Linked DNA regions of Mus musculus: region 1 is linked to region 2. The links are chromatin contacts, found by Hi-C or POLR2A ChIA-PET in ENCODE. All regions are on one chromosome and are shown on one strand. The core of a region is the stretch at or near the end of the contact, and the rest is flanking DNA. Distances in the headings are between cores, read along the strand shown.

Evidence for each region. Hi-C counts contacts between places; a loop is a spot of excess contacts on that map. ChIA-PET counts read pairs that join two places held with the same protein, here RNA polymerase II (POLR2A).
Region 1: POLR2A ChIA-PET joins it to region 2 with 12 read pairs in embryonic stem cell. The contact joins the enhancer-like site here to the promoter of Gas1 in region 2. A Hi-C loop is called at or near these places in 1 of 37 maps with a recorded cell type or tissue (heart). POLR2A ChIA-PET finds 5 or more read pairs at or near these places in 2 of 5 experiments (Patski and embryonic stem cell).

The regions. Positions count from the first base shown.
Region 1 is chr13:60,264,515-60,271,495 of GRCm38, forward strand. No RefSeq gene overlaps it. Among named protein-coding and RNA genes, the nearest start is that of Gm5084, 63 kb to the left of the region's middle. Within about 2 kb of position 3,363, at least 2 of the 3 ENCODE cell types and tissues checked have a DNase peak (open chromatin) inside an H3K27ac peak, as active enhancers do; they include heart, where a contact is called at or near this core.
Region 2 is chr13:60,173,014-60,180,719 of GRCm38, forward strand. Gas1 (growth arrest specific 1) reads right to left here and starts at 4,522. Exons shown (of 1, transcript NM_008086.2): 1 at 1,392-4,522. The coding sequence starts at 3,928. The coding sequence ends at 2,774.

The DNA of each region.
Region 1 (6,981 bases), core at 2,113-4,612, 90 kb after region 2:
TACATGTTATTTTAACATACAGGTGCTTATATGTCCACTAAAAACCTTATGAGGGCTGCAGGCATGGCTCAGCAGTTACAAGAGCATAGTGCTTCTTCCGAGGCCTGGAGTTTTGTTCCCGGTATTCCTGTCTGTCAGTTTACAACCACCTGTAACTGCTGCTCCAAAGGGATCTGATGCCCTCTTCTGGCCTCTGTGGGCACTGCACTCACGTGCACGAGCTCAGTTCACACATAATTAAATAGCAAAAACAACCCATTAAAAGCTGTTACTAAATTTCTCAAACCACAATGACTAAAGGTTAGAATTTTGCACTTCTCTGGGATGGAAGATGGTGTGAAGACCTACATGGGAAGGTCATTGTGGTGTCTCTGGGGGAAAGGTGGCAAGTTCTCCTGTCCCCATGGTGACTCTGTACAGTGTAATGACCTGCCATCACAGGGGCTTCTAAAGATTTCAGAGCTCAGTACTCTGGAAAATTAGGAAATGTTTTAGACATCCAGAATCAGTTGAAGGATAGCATAATATTGCATTGTGTGTACCATCCACTGCAAGAAAGAAACCTCACAAGCAAGGTGAGGTACCTCTCTTCATGCCCCACCCCCTCCAGCAGCAGTCCTGTCTCCTGAAGGTGGTCACTGAAAGGGACTTGTGTTTCAAAGTAGATCTTACACAGGGCTCCTTCATATCTTTGTATGGTGTGCCCGCAAACCAAATTCTATACGGTTAAATAAAGATAATAGTTATATCGTAAAGGAAAGCACTTCCTGTGTGTCTTTGTGACTGCCCAGTTCTTCATCTGTGGGATATCGTCGATTTTCCTCACTGATGGCAGATGATTTTCCTAGAATCTTGATTTGTGAACAATGTTCAAACCGGAGAGTGTGCAATGCATATATGTGTGTGTGTGTGTACATGCATGAATAGAAGGTAGACTAATAGATAAATGATAAATAGATAATGGATAGACAGATGATAGATGATAGATAGACAATGACAACTAGATAATAGGAAGATGATAGATCAGTGATCGAGAGATGTGAGGAAGACAGACTAATAGATTCTAGTGGAATATTAATTTAAAGGGAGGTTCTTCCTGCCTATAGGCACTGAGTCAGACCACACACCTTTGTTCATGTGGTGCTGGAGCTCGGGTGGCTGGAGCTCGGGTGTGGAGCCTGTGCACCAGGGACAAGCGCTTGCAACCAAGCTGCATCTGCAGAGGCCTCAACAGCTTTAAAATTTTAATAATCATCGCTGGAATTTTCTGTAAGCCATGTGCTTAGAATTGAAGTTCTCTCTCTCTCTCTCTCTCTCTCTCTCTCTCTCTCTGAAGCTGTCACTGAATCCATGCTGTTTCTAGACCTCTGTGGAGACCACAGGCTTGAAGCTTCTTTCAACAAATATCCTATGGCCTTAGGTGTGTGTGAATCTGTCAGATAGTTTAGTTTTGTTTGGCTGGTTTGTTTTGATACAAAATGGAGAGTCAGAAGAAAACTAAGTGCCTGGTGGGGGTGCTAAGGCCAGGTGTGGCCTGATTTTCTGTTTGTTTGGAGTGAGTTTCTGTCTGAAGGTCCACAGAGGCCCTTCACAGGAGAGGAACCCTCATTTGATGCTGCCTGAGCTTGGGTACTGTTGTGTCTTATAAGAAAGGAAACCAGGGATGTGTTTGGTAGAGTGAGGGATGGTGAGGTGGAAGGGGGTGCCTCTGTGGGCCCATGCTGAGGCATCCCTTCCCCCTGAGGTAACAGCCACAAGGCGATGGGTATAGCATAGAATAGAGCTTATTTAGGACATGGAGAGGGGAGTTAAGGGGGTAGCAGAGGCAGAGAGAGAGAGAGAGAGAGAGAGAGAGAGAGAGAGAGAGAGAACTAACCACACAATGATGGGTATAGGGTAGAATAGAATTTATTTAGGGCACGGGGAGTAGAGGCTAACCTTGAACACATGGAGAGAGGGGGGAGGGGAATGAGGAGAGAAGGGGCAGAGAGGAAAGAGAGGAAGGGAGTAAGAGAGTAAGGAAGAGGCAAGCAGCCCCTGTTATAGTGAGTCAGGCATATGAGTGTTGGCAGGTAACTGTAGGGTAGAGCCTAGAAGAAATGCTGATAGTTACCATACCAAAGAACAAAAAACAAAAAACGGGGAACATAGCCCCCTTCCTGCCATCTGGGGGGAGATGCAAGGCTCCGAGTTCTGCTGGTCTTCTGAGCAAGGGCATCTTAGCCTCTGCTGGTGAAAAATGGGGCAAAACAATCCTGAAGTCGAGAAGTCAGAAGTAGCTCAGAATCACACACTGATTCCCAAAGTCCCTTCCTTGGCCATGCCAGTGTGAAGGATGAAAGAAGCTGTGTGGTAGGACCCGGAGCTCTCCCTGGGGAGAGCTGACAGGAACTCCTAGGAAAGACTCAGTCATATAATTATAACAAAGCCAAACCTTGGACAAAATCGAAACAGGCAACAAATTCTTGTCTGCTGCCCTAACCTTCTGGATTCCTTGTAAACCCTGGCCCTACCTACTCTCATGGATGTTCTCTGTAAACCATAGAGCCTAGGGTTGGGGGAGGGGGATGGAGAAATAGCCTGTTAAACTCGGCCTTGAATTCCTTCTCTGCATCACCAGGTATGTATGGGGCAGCCCATCCTCAACAAACCCTTAGATGGCCCCAGGAAAAGCAAATTCTAGAAGATAAAAAAGCCGGCCGGCTAGGAGGCAGCGTTACTAAGCCCGTGGTAGACTCGTGGCAAGGTGGCAGTGCAGAGAAAAACTTTCAAAATGCTTCTTTCTTGTGCCAGAACTTGAATGGCTTAGGTAAGATCGAGGAGGAGGAGGAGGAGGAGGAGGAAGAACAAGAGGAGGAAGAGAGAGAGAGAGAGAGAGAGAGAGAGAGAGAGAGAGAGAGAGAGAGAGAGAGAATCAGTTAAGTAAACAACTAAACATTCCAGCAGGCAAACAAACAAATCTCTGGGATAAAGACCAAGGCTGGGATGCATTCAATAAAGCCTCTTTCCATCAATCAATTAATGTCATTGTTTATTTAATCAGCCCAGCCCGTGTGGCTGGCGGGAGAAATGCTCTCCTTTTCGGCTATAGCAATGCAAAAACACAGTCTAGATCCAAGGGAACCTTGCCAGAATCTAGCCCTGGATGGCTCTTTAAAGCCATGTTTTGCTTGTGTGCGCATGGTAACGTTTGCAGCTGTCGAACGTGGCTTCGGGCTGTCTGACTCCCTTGAGAGAATTTATGTGTTCCCACTTCCTTTCCTTATTAGGAGGCAGGAATCTGCAACACCTATTAGAAGAAGTATGCATAAAGGGTAATGACTGTGCGATTTATTAGTGGTCTGTTCTTCCTCACTGGAACCTTCGCCTCCTGCCGCCCTCCCCCAGGGCGCAGCCTCAGCTGAGCTGGCCTCTGCCTTCTTGGCAGCAGGTGGGCAAGAACAGCTTTCATCAAGGGGGAGACAAGACCGGTTCTCACACCAAGGCTCGGGAAAGAGACCGAAGTACCTGGGATTGGGTTTGATGGCAGAAGTATTAGGGGAGAAGCTGGGGAAAGAGCGAGAGGACAGAGGGAGAGCAAGGGAGAAAGAGAGAGAGGAGGGGGCAAGCAGCCCCTTTTATAGTGAGCGAGGCACACCTGGCTGTTCCCAGGTAACCGTGGGGCGGAGCCTAGACTAAATGCTAACGGTATTTGCGGACCAAGTGAATAAAATCAGAGTAAAGAGAGAACACAGCCATAGAAGCACCAAAGGGCTCTGGTGCTGTTGTTAATAAAATGAAAATGACAGACAAATGGGTTTGTTAAAAGCAACCGAGTGTTCCCTAGAAGCGATTTTGGCTTTCCCTTTCTGAGTTCTGAACCTAGGAGCATTTTCCCACCAGGGACTGGAAGTTATGAGTAGACATCTCTCAAGCTGCCTTTCACAAAAGTCTTCAAACGAGGAGGCAGGCACGACTATGGAGGTTAATAAAATCCACGCCATCAGCCTGGAAACTGCAGGTGGTGTCCCGCCCCTTCCTGGCGTCCCGCTAAGACCCGGCGTCCAGACAGAAAGTTCAGGAGAACGAACTGTGAGGAGCCAAATGTATTTGCTGCTAAAATCCCAACTATATTCAGGAAAGTGTAATCCATGAGTTTTGAGGTCATTTGGGTTTAGTTGATCGAGTTTCAGGACCACTCTGCTGTTTGAGTTCTGGAAGAGAAGAAGATATGTAAGGCCATGGATGGTGGCTCTGACACCAGACAGTGCAGGGCTGGCTCTGGGACCCCAGGGACAAGCATGCTTCCCCTAGAAGCACCAAGACCCTGGGGTGAGCATTTCATTTGTGCAGTTTCAGGTGAGGGAGGCCATGGCTGAGGTGCTGTGGAACCTTGGAGTATGATCTGTGTTCCAAATGGGTCATTTCAGTGAGTCTCACCTATGCTAAGGAAACCAGTGTCTCTCTACTCTGTTCAGTGTATTTACTCCTGAAATCCCAGAGACGCCTCTCTAACATCATCTACGAAGCCCACTACAGAGGATCACTTTCATGGCCTCTATCCCATCATCCAATATGTGATGGTAAGCTCCCAATGATGGGTGACCAGCCCAGCACTGTGTGCATGTCAACACGCTGACCGCCTACCCAGGGCTATGCACTTAGCTCAGAGATACTCACTTCAAACAGAATGGACAGGAAACAAAATGGGATTGAGGGGAAAAGGCCCCCGGTAGTAGATCTTCAGGAGAAAGATGAAGCCAAGGATCAGATGTGCTGATGGCTGCTCATGTCCAGTGTTCCCCCAGCTCTTCTCATTTTAAATGCACCACCAGTTTGCAAAAGCAACGACCCTGCCTCTAGGTTCCTACAGCGGGGTAGCAGAATGAGAACATTTTATTGGGTCCTCTTGTAGCTAGGCAGATCTCACCTCCAACTACACAACTCTCTCTCAGAGCTTGAGGCCCACGCTGGGTTTTGGCAGAACTGCTGGCTTTTTTTTTTTTTTTTTTTTTTTTTTTTGCACCGTCATTTCAACCCAGCCAGCCCAAAGCTGCTAATTAAAGAGGGAGTGATTTATTCCTAACTCTTCTCTTCCCTCAGGAAACATAACTCAACCCCAGGCTCAACTAGATTACCTTGCCCTATTCAATAAATTACGACCGCCTCGTTAATAGTTAATTAGAAAACCTGAAAGTCCAAGTCTGACCCTAAGGGAGGGGAGAGGTCAGCTGACCCTGATCCTCATTCGCAAGGTGTCTGAGCCGATTCTCCTTGGTGCCTCACGTGTCCCTGCACCAGCCTTAAACTGTAGCACTGACCCCACCCAAGCGTTGAACAGACAGACTGTGTCCTGCACTGAATTCTAAGTGAGCTCTTCTTTGTTAGCTGAGCAGGTGGAAAACCTGTCTTTAACCTTCTTTTAGAAGACTGTGTGTGGTGTGCGTGTATGTATGTGTTTGCATGTGTGTGTTATAAGCGTGTGCGGAGACCTGAGGACATGTGTACTCATGTTTGCATGTGTGCGTTGCATGCATGGGAGAAGGCCTGAGGTTGGCGTGGGGTGTTTTTCTCACTTCTCTTCACTATGTTTATTGAAACATGATCTCTCATGGAACCCTGAGCTCAACAGTACCGGCCAGCCTTGAGATCCAGTCTTTGACTTCAGTACTGGTATTACAGAAAGTCTACCTGTCCCCCAAATTCACATGTGTTCTGGGATCTGAACTCTATTACTCACCACTGAACCATCTTTTCAGCCCTGAATATTAAGAAAAACAAAATGTGGATATCAATTGCTCTTCAAGGTATGTGCTTCTTCAGGAGATAAACACATCATGGAGGCTTCAAGAACAAGTCTTTCTTTCTCCTTTAACAAGAGAGCAAGCCACAATGCCTGCATGTTTTTCTGGTGTAATTATCGACTAGAGGAAAGCCAGCTTCCACCAGTTCCCTCCCATTGGCTTCTGGCAGCTCCAGCCTCCTTGGTTCTCTGTAGACAGCAAATCAGCTCACAGCTGAAATGCAAGAAGCAAATGCGTAGAGAAGGGACTCAGAAGAAATGGCTTCTCTCCGGCCTGTGGCGTCTCCACCCTTTCCCATTCAGGAGGTTCAACTGATGCTCTCTGCAAATTCTCTGCTAGAGTTTTGGAACTCTTGTGCAGTCAGAGGTTCTGATAAAGTCTAGAGTGGGATCCAAGAATCTAGTTGCAAACAGTCTTCCAGCTGCTGCTGCTGATCTTCCACGGACAGTGATCTGAGCAGCAAGAGGTGGGAGGCAGGGCTTGCCCTCTGGAGGCAACACACACATATCTGAGAATGCCAGTGTGAGCTAGTGGCAGCAACAAGTTGATCCTCTTGTACCAAGGACACACTGACACCAGGTTGGCACATTTGCTTTCTAAAGAGACGTTGTAGGTCATCTGGTTCCTGCTGAGGCTGCTTACAGTCCTCTAGACCCACAGATCTGCTGATAGAGGACATTGTGACACAAGGTAGAGGACTGGAAATTCATACTTTGATGGACATTAAGCCTGTGAATGATGCCACTGGGGTGTGCAGATGTGAATGTAGGCGTCAGGTCCTCCTGCACACCAACCCTGGACCTTGGAATTCCCACCTGGACCATGCTTTTAGGTCAAGTCATGAGAGCCAATCAATGTCTTCGTCCAGTGAGCCTTCAACTCTGCTGATCATAAGAACCATCTGCACCCTCTTAAAAACAAAGATCTCTGGGCCTGGGAGATGGGTCTGGAGGTAAATACTCTGATCAAGTATGAGGACTTGACTTCACACACCCAGGCTCCTCAGAAAGATAGGTGAGGCAGCAGGTTGTCTGTAATACTGGCCTCTTTGTAGCAAAATGAGAATCAGAGCAAGGGAGTCTGCAGAAGCTCACAGGCAGTCATGACATATGCAGAAGCTCACAGGTGGTCATGACATATACAGCAACAAACAACAAGGGGCCTGTCCCAAACAAGGTGGAAGGTGAGCGAGCACCCA
Region 2 (7,706 bases), core at 3,272-5,771:
CACTACTAACCTGTAGTCTCTTCATTTTTTTTAAAAGCAGTTGATTTCCCTTACAAGCCTCTAGAATATTCTTTGTTCTGTTCTAAAACCAACCAACCAACCAACCAACCAAACAACCAACCAACCAAACAAACAAACAAACAAACAAACAAACAAAAAACTGTTCTAGGCTTTGTCTTAGTATTATCTTTACTGAACTATCAGTCACTTTCCTGGGCTCCATGCTGATGACAGCTACAGGGTGGGGGTGGATCTTGGTTTTGGGGACCTGAAGAGGGGTTTGGACTCCCTCCCTAATAGCTGGGAAAAGAGAGAGGCTTGAAAAAAAAAGCCTCAGAAGTAGGGGTGGGAGCAGGTGGGAAAGGGCACAATTTGGTTAATTACCTCAGGCAGCAGAGAAATCTAGTTGTTTTCTCAGCCCATGCTAATATCAAATAAAGAGACACCAGATCTTGCTAATCTGTCGACCCCCTCAGACAAAGTTTATTTGTGGTGACTTTTTAAACTCCCGACTTGCCTTCCAATCACCGAGTTTAAAATGAAAAGCTTTAAATAAACACCAGGAATAGAAGATAAATAAACTTTTTTTCCCCCTTGCAAGTGCCTAGCCTGCCGAGGTTCAGGCTCAAATCCCCAGAGGACAGAGTGCTCTCTTTTGTGTTAATGTTTAAAAGATTTTCCAATGCTGGAGTTTATTCCTACTGCAAACATTTCTATTTACAAGGTCAAGTGTATCAGCACTCGACACAGCTTAAGAGTGTAATTATTTATGTAAGGGCGTTTGAGTGTGTGTGTATCAGGAGCTTGGCGGAAGCCCAGCCTTCAATCCACTGTTCAACAGCTCCTCAGGACAATATTACCAGTCCTGGTGATTACTCCCCTCCACGCCGTGTTTACTTTTGCACGCCTCAATGTTTTGTAACAAAATTTTGTATTTTTTTTTTCACCAAAAGTGTGAAAATGGCTTTGAAGTATTGAGTCTCAGAGGCTTCCTAGACCTATTGGGAACAGATGTTATTGGCATGTTTGATTGAATGAGAAGGCAGAGAGGACACTCCTGGGGGTCAGGAGAAAAGGGGAGGGGGGTGCACAGGGTGGGTCTCCCAGGGAGGGGGAGGCTATCCTCACACAAGAGACAGAGTATTTTGTGAATTTTCTTCACAAATGACAACAGCAGCAGAGGCCAGTTACAAATTCTTTTTAGCTGCCCCATTTACGGACGTCTAATTGTTCATTAAATTAAAGGCAGCATTAGCTCACACTCTGCCTTGTGCTGCGTTTTAATCTCACTTGAAGCTGGATGGACTTCCAGTGCCCCCTCCCTCCACAGCCCTCCCACCTCATCACTGGGTTAAATGCAGTGTAACTGTCGAAAGCAACTGCACCATAGACACTGTTTAAACTCTTTACTGGTGTGTGCATTTTTAATAAAACAACCAAAAATACACAAAGTCATAGTTTTTTTTTTTTAAACACGGGATTTAAAAAAATGATGTCTATAAAAATACAATGTTTAAGGCAGTTTGGAAATGCATTTATACATTTCTACAATGTCCATAAATTCTCTTGAAAATAAGAACGTTACTTCAAATCTGTAAAATACACTGTACATTCTTCTACACAGGGCACATTTCAAAATGGGCTGCGGGAGCGGGTTCCTGGTGAGCAATGTATTCTATACATTTCTTGGATGGGCTGCAGGAGTGGATTCCTCATGACCAATGTATTCTATACATTTCTTGGATAGGGGAGATACAACAATGATGCAGATTTAAAACTTTTAATTTCTTTTTTTAAAAATAAATTATTTTCTGAAGCATACAATTTATAAAAAATTCTATATACAAAGTACAGCAACTGGTAAGAAACCCCAGTTTTAATACAGTTTATATACGACGTACCAGGGTGGAAGACCCTGATAGGGGCAGAGGTAATATTCAATCTCTGCATATTCAAATTTAGAATTTCTTGGTGGAGGGAAAAAAAAAAAAGGACAACAGAACAAACATCATAGAGGTTTTCCTAGATGGCAGTACCGAGCTTTAGGATAAAAAACATGCATTGTTCAACACCATGGTAACTTTTTTTCTTCTTTTGGATCCTTAATTCTAAGACACGTGGTGCAGAGGGATCAGAATGGTGGCAGGAAAATTAAAGGTGAAGGGTTAGGAATATAATGCAGTTGTAATTTCGGGGAAGCCCCTCCCCCCCCCAAAGGCAATCGCCAGCTCCACACTGAGCATTACCGATGGATAGATACACCAAGAGCACAGGAATGAATCGGTAAGGGGAACTTTTCTATTTACTTACGATTGCTGTGTTTCTCAGTGGTCACAAGCAATTTAAGTCGTTACCAGTACTATGTGTTCCCTCACCGGAAAACAGTTTAAAAACAAAACAAACAGACAAATAAAAACCCGGCCCCTTTGCAAACCTAATTCCCTCAACATCCCTTCTCCAAGTCCATTGGAACTTGAAAGACCCCCACCGTTCAGCACTCTGAGTCTAGGCCTCCTTTGCTTTTGCAGGGTGTCCCGAATTCTGCAGATTAGAGCTGGCAGTATAGATCAGCCGGTTATCTCTGCAGCCTGGAAAACCGCACAGAAGAGGGCCGAACATGTTGGCTGCGGTACGAGCTGGGCCCTGTCCACCCAGGAAGAGTGTGGGTCAGTGTTCCCGACCATCTCCGGTCTCCGAGCCACAGGTGCCCTGCTCGGGAACCAGCTGGGTCGTGCATACCGGCCTGGAGCAGCCTGCAGCAGGGGCGCAGGAGCTACAAGTGTGACCCGAGCAGCAGGAGCAACAGCAGCAGCAAACAGGCAAACGGGGTCCAGGCGCTTCGATTCGCCCAGTGGCCTCCACTGCCGCTGCTGCTGCTCCTGCGCCCGGGACCGTGGGGCAAGTCTCCGCGGCCGCCCGCCGCAGCAGCGCCGCCGCCCGGGCGCGCAAGGCCGTCGTCGTCGTCCAGGGGTTGCTCGCCGCCCGCGGCCCCAGCGCGCTGCTCGTCGTCATATTCTTCGTCGTAGTAGTCGTCCAGGCCCCCGTCCGAGCCGCTGCTGCCCGGACCGTTGCTCGCATCTGGGCCGAAGCACAGGCGGGCCATGTTCTCTTTGACCGATTCGCAGATGGGCCGCTCCAGCCCATCGCACACGCAGTCGTTGAGCAGCGCCGCCTTGGGCACGGCCAGCATGTCCTCGATGACCGCGCGGCACTCGTCTGTGCAGCGCAGCCCGTTGAAAAGCTTGCCGCAGTAGGCCAGGTAGCGGCTGAGCGCCAGGTTGCAGCGGCTGTCCCGGTCGCAGCGCCGCCGGGCCTCAGTGCAGCCCATGACCGAGCCCGCTCCCGCGCCCGGGCCCACGCTGCTGGTGCGCGGCAGACAGGGCTCGATGGCGCGCTTGGTGGACCTGCAGTGTTCGTCCTGCGCGCAGTCGCAGTCCTCCAGCGCGGGCCCGCGGCGCGTGTGGTTGAGCTGGATAAGCGCCGAGATGCAGTGGCTCGGGCAGCGCCAGCGCGGCGAGGACGCGGCCGAGGCGGGGAAGGCGCCGGCGGGCCCCGGAGCATCAGCCCCGCCGCGCTGCGCTAGCACCGGCGCACAAGCCTCGGCGTACTGGCTGTAGGCGTAGCTGCAGTCGGGCTCGCCCTGACACTGCAGCAGCGCCTGCCAGCAGATGAGGCGGCGGCCGTGCGCTAGCCCCGAGCCCCGCGGTGCCGAGCACAGCAGCTGCAGCAGCGCCATCAGGCACAGCAAGGCGCCCGGCAAGGTCCCCGTGCGGGCCCCGGCGCCGCCCAGCAGCGCGGCTAGCATCGCGGGCAGCAGCGGCCGCCGGACGCGGTGCGGAGCGGAGACGAGGCTCGGGTGGCGGCCGCGGGGCCGCTGGAAAAGTTTGTCCGAGTTCCGCGCACTTCTGGCATGGGCGTCCTCATCCATCCATGCCGGCGGCCCCGCGGCTGGTAAAGGCGGGTGTTCGCTCCGGCACCGCGGCCGGGGCTCCCTGAGAAGCGCGGCGACGCAGGTCCGGGTCCGGTAGACGGTTGGAGGCGCTCAGTGCCGTTCCGGGGGGACGCGGCGAAGCTGCAGGAGCGCGCGGCGCCGGGGGTGCATGGTGCTAGGCGCCTGCAGACAGTCGTGCGGCCGGCGGCTCCTCGGTTCCCGGCTCAGCGGCGCGTAGCACTTCGCAGCTCTGGCATCCCGCCTTCCCGCGGCCAGGACGCTTGGTCCCCTCCCCCTCTACCCCGGTCTGGGCCGCGCTCCGGGAAGTTCTGGGCGCCAGGCGCAGGGAGGACCCCGAAACTCGGAGCGTTTCTCTGCTCCGAGACCCGGAGCTTGGGGAGCGGATCCGCGGAGCCCGGCTGCGGACTAGCTCGCCGCGAGGCTTTAAATACAAAAGTGGGCCGGGAGCCCCCGTGTGGTGCCGCGGCGCCCCCTCATTATGCATGCATAGAAAAGCAAACAAACAAAAACATTAGCAACGCTCCTCCGGCTCGCCGAGCCCTGGCCCCGCGCGCTCCAGGCTTGCCCGCTTTCTCCTTTCTCCACTCTCCGGCGCCCTTTGCTCGGCCCCCTTCCCCGGCTTTGCGAGCTGCTATTGGTCCAGCCTGTTGTTGTTGAAACTTTTTTTTTTTTTTCCGAGCCGCTGGAGTGGGGCTGCAGAGTGGGGGAGGGCGGTGGGCAGCTCACATTCAGGCATTCAGGGCTTGAAAGGAACGGCTTAGGGAGCCTGACACAGGCCCAGCTCCTCCCACTCTTCAGGAGGCTGGGATACCGAACCCCAGCTCGCGCACAGAGCCAGCGGGCAGGGCTTAGGGCCAGCTGCCTGCATCCGGCTCAGCCACCGGCCTTTTTGTTCCCTTCCTCCGCCCCCTTTTTGTTTGGGTGGGGGGACACTTTTATTAATTCTTACTGATCCCCCATCTTTGCATCCGAGAAAGTTCGAAAGTCACTTTAATTTTCAGGCTCCTCATCTCTGAGTTCTGATCACCTCGGGGGGTATAGCGAAGGCAGGGAGTTTTGAGAATTCATTGTAAGACTTTAAAAACTTAGACACAGATTGCGCGCGCGGGCACACACGGGTTCTCTCTCTCTCTCTCTGTCTCTGTCTCTGTCTGTCTCTCTCTGTCTCTCTCTCTGTCTGTCTCTCTCTCTGTCTCTCTCTGTCTGTCTCTCTCTCTGTCTCTCTCTCTCTCTCTCTCTCTCTCTCTCTCTCTCTCTCTCTCTCTCTCTCTCTCTCACACACACACACACACACCGAGCCACCATCACAACCACGACCTCTACCACCACCACAAGAAGGACACTTTCCACCAGCTTTCAGTCCCCCTTTCCGGCAGGTAAGGCCCTCGCACTGGACATCGTTTTCAAACTAAGAAATCCAAAGAACTGAAACTATTTCTTTACTCACGATTTTTTTTTTTAAATACGAACGGCAATGACAAATCTTAGCATTAAAAACCCTGGGAATGCTGAGCGCTACCACCTGGCTGCAGTTACAGCACAGAGGACGAGGGTAAATTGACCCGCTACGTGCTTTAAACTGCACGTTTCAGTTCCTCGCTGTGTTTAAAGCAAAAGCCACCAGCAGAGCGGGCTTTGCAGTCAGAGCAGGACTCTCTCAAGCGACCTTAACTGTGGCGCAATGCAGCTTTTGGCCACTAGAGGCACCGCGAGTCTGTGGCCTGTCAAAAACTGGCTCCTTCCTCTCCCCTTTCCATGGTGAGACTATCAACTCAGTCTGTCACAAAATTTAAGGCTAAATCGCTGCTGAAGCAAAGGAAGCCCCAGCTGCAGTGCGTTCAGAAAGTGGACTGTCCACCTCTCCAAAGAGTTAAAGAGTTTGAAAGGGCGAGAGTGAGGGCCTGACGGATTAACCTGGCTTTTGGGAAAAGCTGGCTGCCTAGGCTGAGGAAGCTGTCTCTGAAACCTCACAGGATGAGAGAGGCAGACTGAGCTGTGTGAAGCCACCGTGCTCCTACCCTAACCCTAATTCATGGTTAGGACCATGAATTTAGTAATAGAAAACAAACGCAAATCTATCCTTAAAAACTAGCCAGATGTGGTACAGCAAGCCTGTTTATCCCAGGCAGAAGCGGGAGGATCGCTGCAAGTTTAAGGACAGCTAGTTAGATCCTGAGAGCTCCAGGCCACTTGCTTTGAGGTCAGATTGCTCACTTGCTAAGGTCCTTTTTTATCCTTAACAATCTGTGATCCTGAGCTCCTAAGAAGAAAGCCAGCCCTGGGATGCATCTTCTGGCTTCTTTAGAGAGCTCTCAAGACACCCTGCAGGAGAATCATCTGGAGACCTTGTGTTCATATCTGGATTCCTAACTCTTTGAATCTCTGACAGCTAAAACCCTGGAGGGCCTGAAAGTCTGCATTTCCAACAAGATTTAAGGCGGTGTGTGTGTGTGTGTGTGTGTGTGTGTGTGTGCGTGCGTGTGTGTGCGTGTGTGTGTGTGCGCGCGCGCGCGTGTGTGTGTGTGCGTGTGCGTGTGTGTGCATGTGCGTGCGTGCGCGTGTGCGTGTGCGCGCGTGCGTGTGTGCGTGCGTGCGTGTGTGTGTGTGTGTGTGTGTGTGTGTGTGTGTGTGTGTGTGTGTATGCGCGCGTGCGTGCAGTGTTACTGATGCTTCAGAGCTGCTTACTGGGGGAATGTTCTGACTGTGTTTGTTCTAAAGGTTACAAATAGTTCACCTTTGCTGGTCACATGAATCCATCTTAGCCTTGATTCAGGTCTCAGTGGGAGCTAAGGGAGGTCACGAGTGCTCATCCTGAAGACATCTTTACAGACTCATGGCCTTGACGTGGAAGGCCAGAGGAACAGGCAGCCACAGCAGGCTGTGTGCATTCCCCTCTTTCAAATATAGGCTTTCCTGGGTCCTGGGCTTTCACTCTTTAAGGACACCATGTCTATGGATTCTCCGTTCCCTCCTTCCTTCCCTGTCCCTTCTCTCCCTCCTCCCCTCTCCCGTTTCTCCCTCCCTCCTTCCCTTCCTCCTTCTTCCCCCTCCCTTCCTCCCTCCCTCCTCCCCTCCCTCCCTCTTTCCATCCTTCCCCCCCCCCACCTCTCCTCTTATTGACTTCTCACTCCTGAAGTCCCACCTGGCATTTTACTCCCCAGTAGTTTCAGAGTATCAGTCCATGATTAGCATGGTGGGGAAGAGTGGTAGCAGGCAGGCATGGTGCTGGAGTGGTGGCTGAGAGCTCACATATGATCCTCAGTTGTAGACACAGGCTAGAGGAATTACAAGGAGGAATCGGAACTGGGTGAGGAATAGAACTGAAAGGGACACTTGCTCTCATGATGGTGTCTACCTTAGAGTTTCTGTAGCCATGCATAGATACCATGACCATGGCAACTCTTATAAAGGAATGCATTTAATTGGGGCTGGCTTACAGTTTAGAGGTTTGGTCCATTATTGTCATAGAGGCATGGCAGCATGCAGGCAGGCATGGTGATGGAGAAGGATCTGAGAATTCCAAAGGCATCAGAAAGAGACACTGGGCCTAGCTTAAGTATCTGAAACCTCAAAATCTGCCCCCCCCCCCCCCCCGCCCAGTGACACACTTCCTTCAACAAGGCCACATCTACTCCAACAAAGCCATGCCTCCTAACAGTGCCACTCCCTATGAGTCTTTGGGTCATTTTCATTCAAACAACCACAGTGCTATTAGGAGCCAAGGTCCTTCTTTTTAAAAAGCTAAACAGTAGAC